Regions from separate parts of the Homo sapiens genome. Here region 2 is linked to region 1. Evidence: read pairs that join two places in POLR2A ChIA-PET (ENCODE). Cell type or tissue: B cell. All regions are shown on one strand.

Evidence for each region. Peaks named below come from ENCODE experiments on the same cell type or tissue, not always from the same donor. Only the 100,000 strongest peaks of a DNase experiment are listed, where the experiment ranks them.
Region 2: POLR2A ChIA-PET joins it to region 1 with 7 read pairs; 4 of 35 experiments call an interaction of 5 or more read pairs at or near these places.

What each region holds. Positions count from the first base shown.
Region 1 is chr17:7,403,140-7,405,639 of GRCh38, forward strand. TMEM256 (transmembrane protein 256) reads right to left here and starts at 958. Exons shown (of 4, transcript NM_152766.5): 1 at 861-958; 2 at 519-550; 3 at 171-251; 4 at 1-70. The coding sequence starts at 945. TMEM256-PLSCR3 (TMEM256-PLSCR3 readthrough (NMD candidate)) reads right to left here and starts at 992. Exons shown (of 10, transcript NR_037719.1): 1 at 861-992; 2 at 519-550. It also overlaps a transcript of NLGN2 not described here. RefSeq lists an enhancer at 767-946 and a silencer at 1,437-1,766. In B cell, no CTCF peak of the experiment used is centred here; DNase peaks (open chromatin) are centred at 382 and 1,132; H3K4me3 peaks cover 2,439 bases; H3K27ac peaks cover 582 bases; H3K27me3 peaks cover 670 bases.
Region 2 is chr17:7,022,374-7,024,873 of GRCh38, forward strand. It overlaps BCL6B (BCL6B transcription repressor), which reads left to right and starts at 677. Exons shown (of 9, transcript NM_181844.4): 1 at 677-726; 2 at 1,287-1,477; 3 at 1,710-1,931; 4 at 2,028-2,390. The coding sequence starts at 1,299. In B cell, no CTCF peak of the experiment used is centred here; DNase peaks (open chromatin) are centred at 1,428 and 2,498; H3K4me3 peaks cover 1,399 bases; H3K27ac peaks cover 1,383 bases.

The DNA of each region.
Region 1 (2,500 bases):
CTCCACTCAGAGCCTGGTAGTAAAAGCTGGTGCAGAATAAGGTCGTTCCGGAAGCTAGCAATAACCCAGCCTGAAGGAGACACAGCACAGAAAACAGGATTGTTAAGAACAGGGCAGGCTGAGAGGGAGTGTGTGGGGCTTGGTCAGGGTTAGGCGCAGGGAAAGATTACCCAGAGTGGCTTTCTGCAATGGGGCACCCCTAACAGGGCCAGGCTGTGTAAGAAGTGGTGTTTGTTGGCCTTGTCAAACAGCTGTAAGAAAAACAGAAACGAAGGGATGTCGTAGGCAATACAGGTACTGAGATCCCCTGATGACACAAGGGACCAAAGTTCCTTCCCCCACCCCACCCTTGAAGTCCCAGCTTGATCCCAGGCCTTTGGCTTACAGAGCCTTTGGCCTTTGCTGCTCCAGAGATCCGCGGCTCGCCCCACCCTCTCCCCGCCCACTTCCCCCAGGGACCCCAGACTTTGTGCCTTCGTAGACCCACGAGTCAGGGAGCCCCAGCGCAGTTACTTCACCTCCTTCCCGTAGGCATCTGGGAATTGGGCGCCTGTGGAGAAAAGAAGCAAAGGTTAGCGGTCCTAGTGCCAGCCCTGACCGCCCCCAATCCGGGGGGACCCAGGTGGACATTGGCGAGAAAGGGCACCCCCCCCCCCGCCCCAGGAAGCTTCCGATTGGTGGGAACACGCTCGGGCAGTACTGGGAACCAATTGGACCCAGCTGGGGGACTTTAAAAGGTTTAGGGCTCCGCGGACTGTCTGATAAACGAGAGGCCGGGCACCTCCCATAGGTTACGCCCTTGCAGCAGACCCCAGAGGACGCCCCAAGTACAGTCCCATCTTCGTCCCCAGCCCCCTGACCGTGCGCCCCGTAGGAAGCGAAGCCTAAGGCCGCAGCTCCGGACAAGGCGCCCAAGCGGCGGAAAGCTGCAGCTGGCCCGGCCATAGCTGTAGAACAGGACGCACCGGACCAACGCCGCCCAGGCCACCCAAGAGGCCAGCCAATCCCGACCGCCCATGCAAATAAGGTTCACAGGCGCCCAATCCGGGCCGTGTTCATTTCAGCATTGCGCTCTTCACCCGCCTTTGTAAAACCGCTGCAGAGTGGCGAAGACGTCTGGCGGGCGGAGAAACCAGCACCAATTAGGAACAGAGGAGCTAAGCAGTGGGGGGGCGGGGTTGAGGGCGGGACTAGGGGGATTTGCGTCAAGGATTGGCCCACTTTCCAAGTTGATCGCCTCTTCGAACCCCCCACCCCCATGCTCCGGCCAATTTCCAAAGATCCCGGTCTTCTCTCAAAGTTCCGCCCCTTTTTCCACAGGCTCCTCCTGTTCAGCTTCAAATCAAACCCACTACCAAAAAGAGGCGGCCCGAAAGATAGCAAAGCCCCACCTATTGCCAGTAAACCCCGCCCACTGCACAAATGGCCCCTCCCCCATGTCTGAAGGCTCCGCCTTCTTTGTATGATGCCCCGCCCCCTGTAGTTAAGATATTCTCCCCCCCGCCAGCCCTCCGAGACCGCGAGAGCCCCGAGGGTGGGAGATCCGGGGGAATGTCTCCACCCTGCCCTGGCCCGCTACGTCCATCTGTCCGTCTGTCCGCTCCCGCCTCTTCCCACCATCTCCAATCCCCCCATTCTCCGGAGGGCGGGCGGGCAGGCGGGTGCGAGCGGGGGGTGCGAGCGGGGGGTGTGCGCCGCTCTCTCGGCAGGGGGCGGGGGAGGCGGCCGCGCGGTGACGCGCGGGGCTGCTGCGGCTGCTCCGCCGGCGGATCATCACTCTCGGGCTGGGATGGACGCGGGGCGGGCCGGCCCTGGCGCGCGGAGCCAGGAGTCCGGGCCTCCCGGCTGCTGAGCGTCCCTCGAAGCCTCCCCTCACCCCCGCCTTCCCTCCTAGGATCCGCGCTGACCCCCGCCCCGGGGCTCTGGACTCGGCTCCCGCCCTCCTCTGACTCCCCGGACCTCCCCCTCACGCCCGCCCTCGGGATCGACTAGATCCCTCCCCCTCCCCGAGGATTCCGGCTGGATCCCTGCCCCTGCACCGCGGATCCTGCGCTCCCGGGCCCCGGGCCCCTGGGGATTAACGTGGACTCCTCCTCCAGCACCCGATCCTTAGGATCCTCCGCCTGGACCGCCTTCTGGTCCCTCGAAGCCGGCCCACGGAACCAGCGGATCCTCAATCTAGTCCTGTCCCGTTGCCCCCTCCTTTCTCTATCGTCCCTACTGCGGGGTTCCCTGTTCTCGGGCTCCCCCTGATCCCATCCCCTAGCTCTCCTTTTCCCGGGGATCGACTGGATCCCGGCCCCGCCCCCCGGGGCTGGGGCGATCCCCCTCCCCCGCCGGGTGAGGCGCTGCGGGCGGGGGCTGGGCCTGCGGGGCCGCGGGGGCTCAGAGGCCGCCGCCCCCTCCCGAAGGCCTTTCGCCCCCCACTCGGAGCCCTGGATGGAGGCACCACGGCCCCAGGGCTGAGCCAGGTAGGACCTAAGCCGGGTCGGTGGAGGGG
Region 2 (2,500 bases), 380 kb before region 1:
CCGAGCGTCTCTCGCCCCTCCACCCCCACCTCGGGGCTTTCCCCACCTCCTCGAGGGGAAGCAGCTGGCGGAGCCGTCCGGTCGCAGGACAATGGAAGGAAACCAACTAGAAATCATATCCGCCCTCTCCGTACCCCGCCCGGCCAGAGCCCCCCTTTTTGTAGGCCCGGGTAGAGTAGCCTGTCATTCACACCACACCCTCCCCGTCTGAGACCCTACGGGAGCCCACTGTCGTCTGCCCAAACCTGCTGTCTCGTTGGGCTCCCCCTTTTCTCCCTTAACACAGTACAAGAGAGGGAGAGGGGGTTGCCGTATGCACTTTGTCCTGCAGCAAAGGTTGGCTCCTGGCAAACCCTCCCAAAAGCCAACACACCAATTTTCACTGGCCCAGGCCTTCCGACGACTCAGACTCCCGTATTGCCAACCTCGATATCCCTAACCTCCTCCCCAATTCCAATATCCCCGTCCTCGTGTCCACTTGCAGTGACCCAAGACCCCCTACGTTACGACCACCCCTTGTTTCTGAGGTCCCGCCCTCGAGACGGAGACCCCGCCCTGGACTCGCCATCTGGAGAGCGAGGGAGGAAGGAAGGATACAGACCCAGGCGTTCACCCCACCTCCACCCCCGCCCCCGACATCCCGGCCAGATAAAGGAGCCGAGGCCAAGAGGGGAGAGAGACCCCGCCCCCCTTAAGAAGAGAAGCCGCGGCCCCTGCAGGACGGGGGTAAGAACAAGAGACTGAGGGAGCCAGACTCCTGGGTCCCCCAAGAGGGTAGGAGCTTGTGTGGAGCTTGCCATCAGCGAGCCTGAGTCCCAGAAATTGGGCTAAACTAGGGATTGGGGACTAGATAGGAGTCGCAGAATTCCGTAGTTCGGGGAAGGGAGCCTCGGCTGGGATTTGGAGGTGTGTGGACGGCAGGCCGTGAGATCTCGAGGCAGGGTTGGACACCTGAGACACAGGCGCGCAGAGGGGAGTGGCGGTGCTGGAGGGGCACTGGGGGTCGAACCCAGGGCGATGGGCGCGGGATTCCCCACGCTCGCCAACGACGCCGCGGTGTGGAACCTTCAACTGGCTCCAAGCGCTGTGGGATCTGGAAGAGGCAAGGGAGCGAGGGTGTCGTAGAGGGCAGAATGAACAAGAAGAATTAGGAGGGAGGCTGCGTGTGCCGGGGCTAGGGGCTGGAAGTCCTGGCTCTAGTTGCACCTCGGAAGGAAAAGGCAAACAGAGGAGGGAAGGCGTCTTAGGACTGCCTGGATCCAGAGCACTTTCCACGGCCTCTACAGGCCTGTGTCGCTATGGGTTCCCCCGCCGCCCCGGAGGGAGCGCTGGGCTACGTCCGCGAGTTCACTCGCCACTCCTCCGACGTGCTGGGCAACCTCAACGAGCTGCGCCTGCGCGGGATCCTCACTGACGTCACGCTGCTGGTTGGCGGGCAACCCCTCAGAGCACACAAGGCAGTTCTCATCGCCTGCAGGTTCGAGGGGTGGGGCCTGGGGCGGGGCCAAATGGGAAAGGGGTGGGACCACAGGGCCGTTGAGAGGGAATCCGAAGCCAAGTCTTTCAGAAGCAGGAGGCGGAGCGTCCCAGAATTGGGGGCGGGGTGATAGTGAGGAGGCGGGACTTTTTCAGGGGGCGGGGCTTCCTGAAGCTGCGCATGTCTCCCTTGGTTCCCCAGCCCCCAAAGGACTTATCTGCTCTCTCTCTAGTGGCTTCTTCTATTCAATTTTCCGGGGCCGTGCGGGAGTCGGGGTGGACGTGCTCTCTCTGCCCGGGGGTCCCGAAGCGAGAGGCTTCGCCCCTCTATTGGACTTCATGTACACTTCGCGCCTGCGCCTCTCTCCAGCCACTGCACCAGCAGTCCTAGCGGCCGCCACCTATTTGCAGATGGAGCACGTGGTCCAGGCATGCCACCGCTTCATCCAGGCCAGGTGAGGGACCCTGGCTCGGCGTTCTCTGTGGGTGAGGTGTTAAGGGCAAAGGCAGAGTTTAGGAAATGGCACTAACGTTCATCACACTTTCCCCAGCTATGAACCTCTGGGCATCTCCCTGCGCCCCCTGGAAGCAGAACCCCCAACACCCCCAACGGCCCCTCCACCAGGTAGTCCCAGGCGCTCCGAAGGACACCCAGACCCACCTACTGAATCTCGAAGCTGCAGTCAAGGCCCCCCCAGTCCAGCCAGCCCTGACCCCAAGGCCTGCAACTGGAAAAAGTACAAGTACATCGTGCTAAACTCTCAGGCCTCCCAAGCAGGGAGCCTGGTCGGGGAGAGAAGTTCTGGTCAACCTTGCCCCCAAGCCAGGCTCCCCAGTGGAGACGAGGCCTCCAGCAGCAGCAGCAGCAGCAGCAGCAGCAGTGAAGAAGGACCCATTCCTGGTCCCCAGAGCAGGTACAGAGTCTAGAACCTCAAGAATTTGTCAGAGCTGGCCTCAGCTAGAAGACAGAGTCATTGGGCCTTGATGGTCAGGAGGAAGGGAGATAGGTGGTGGGTTTCAGAGA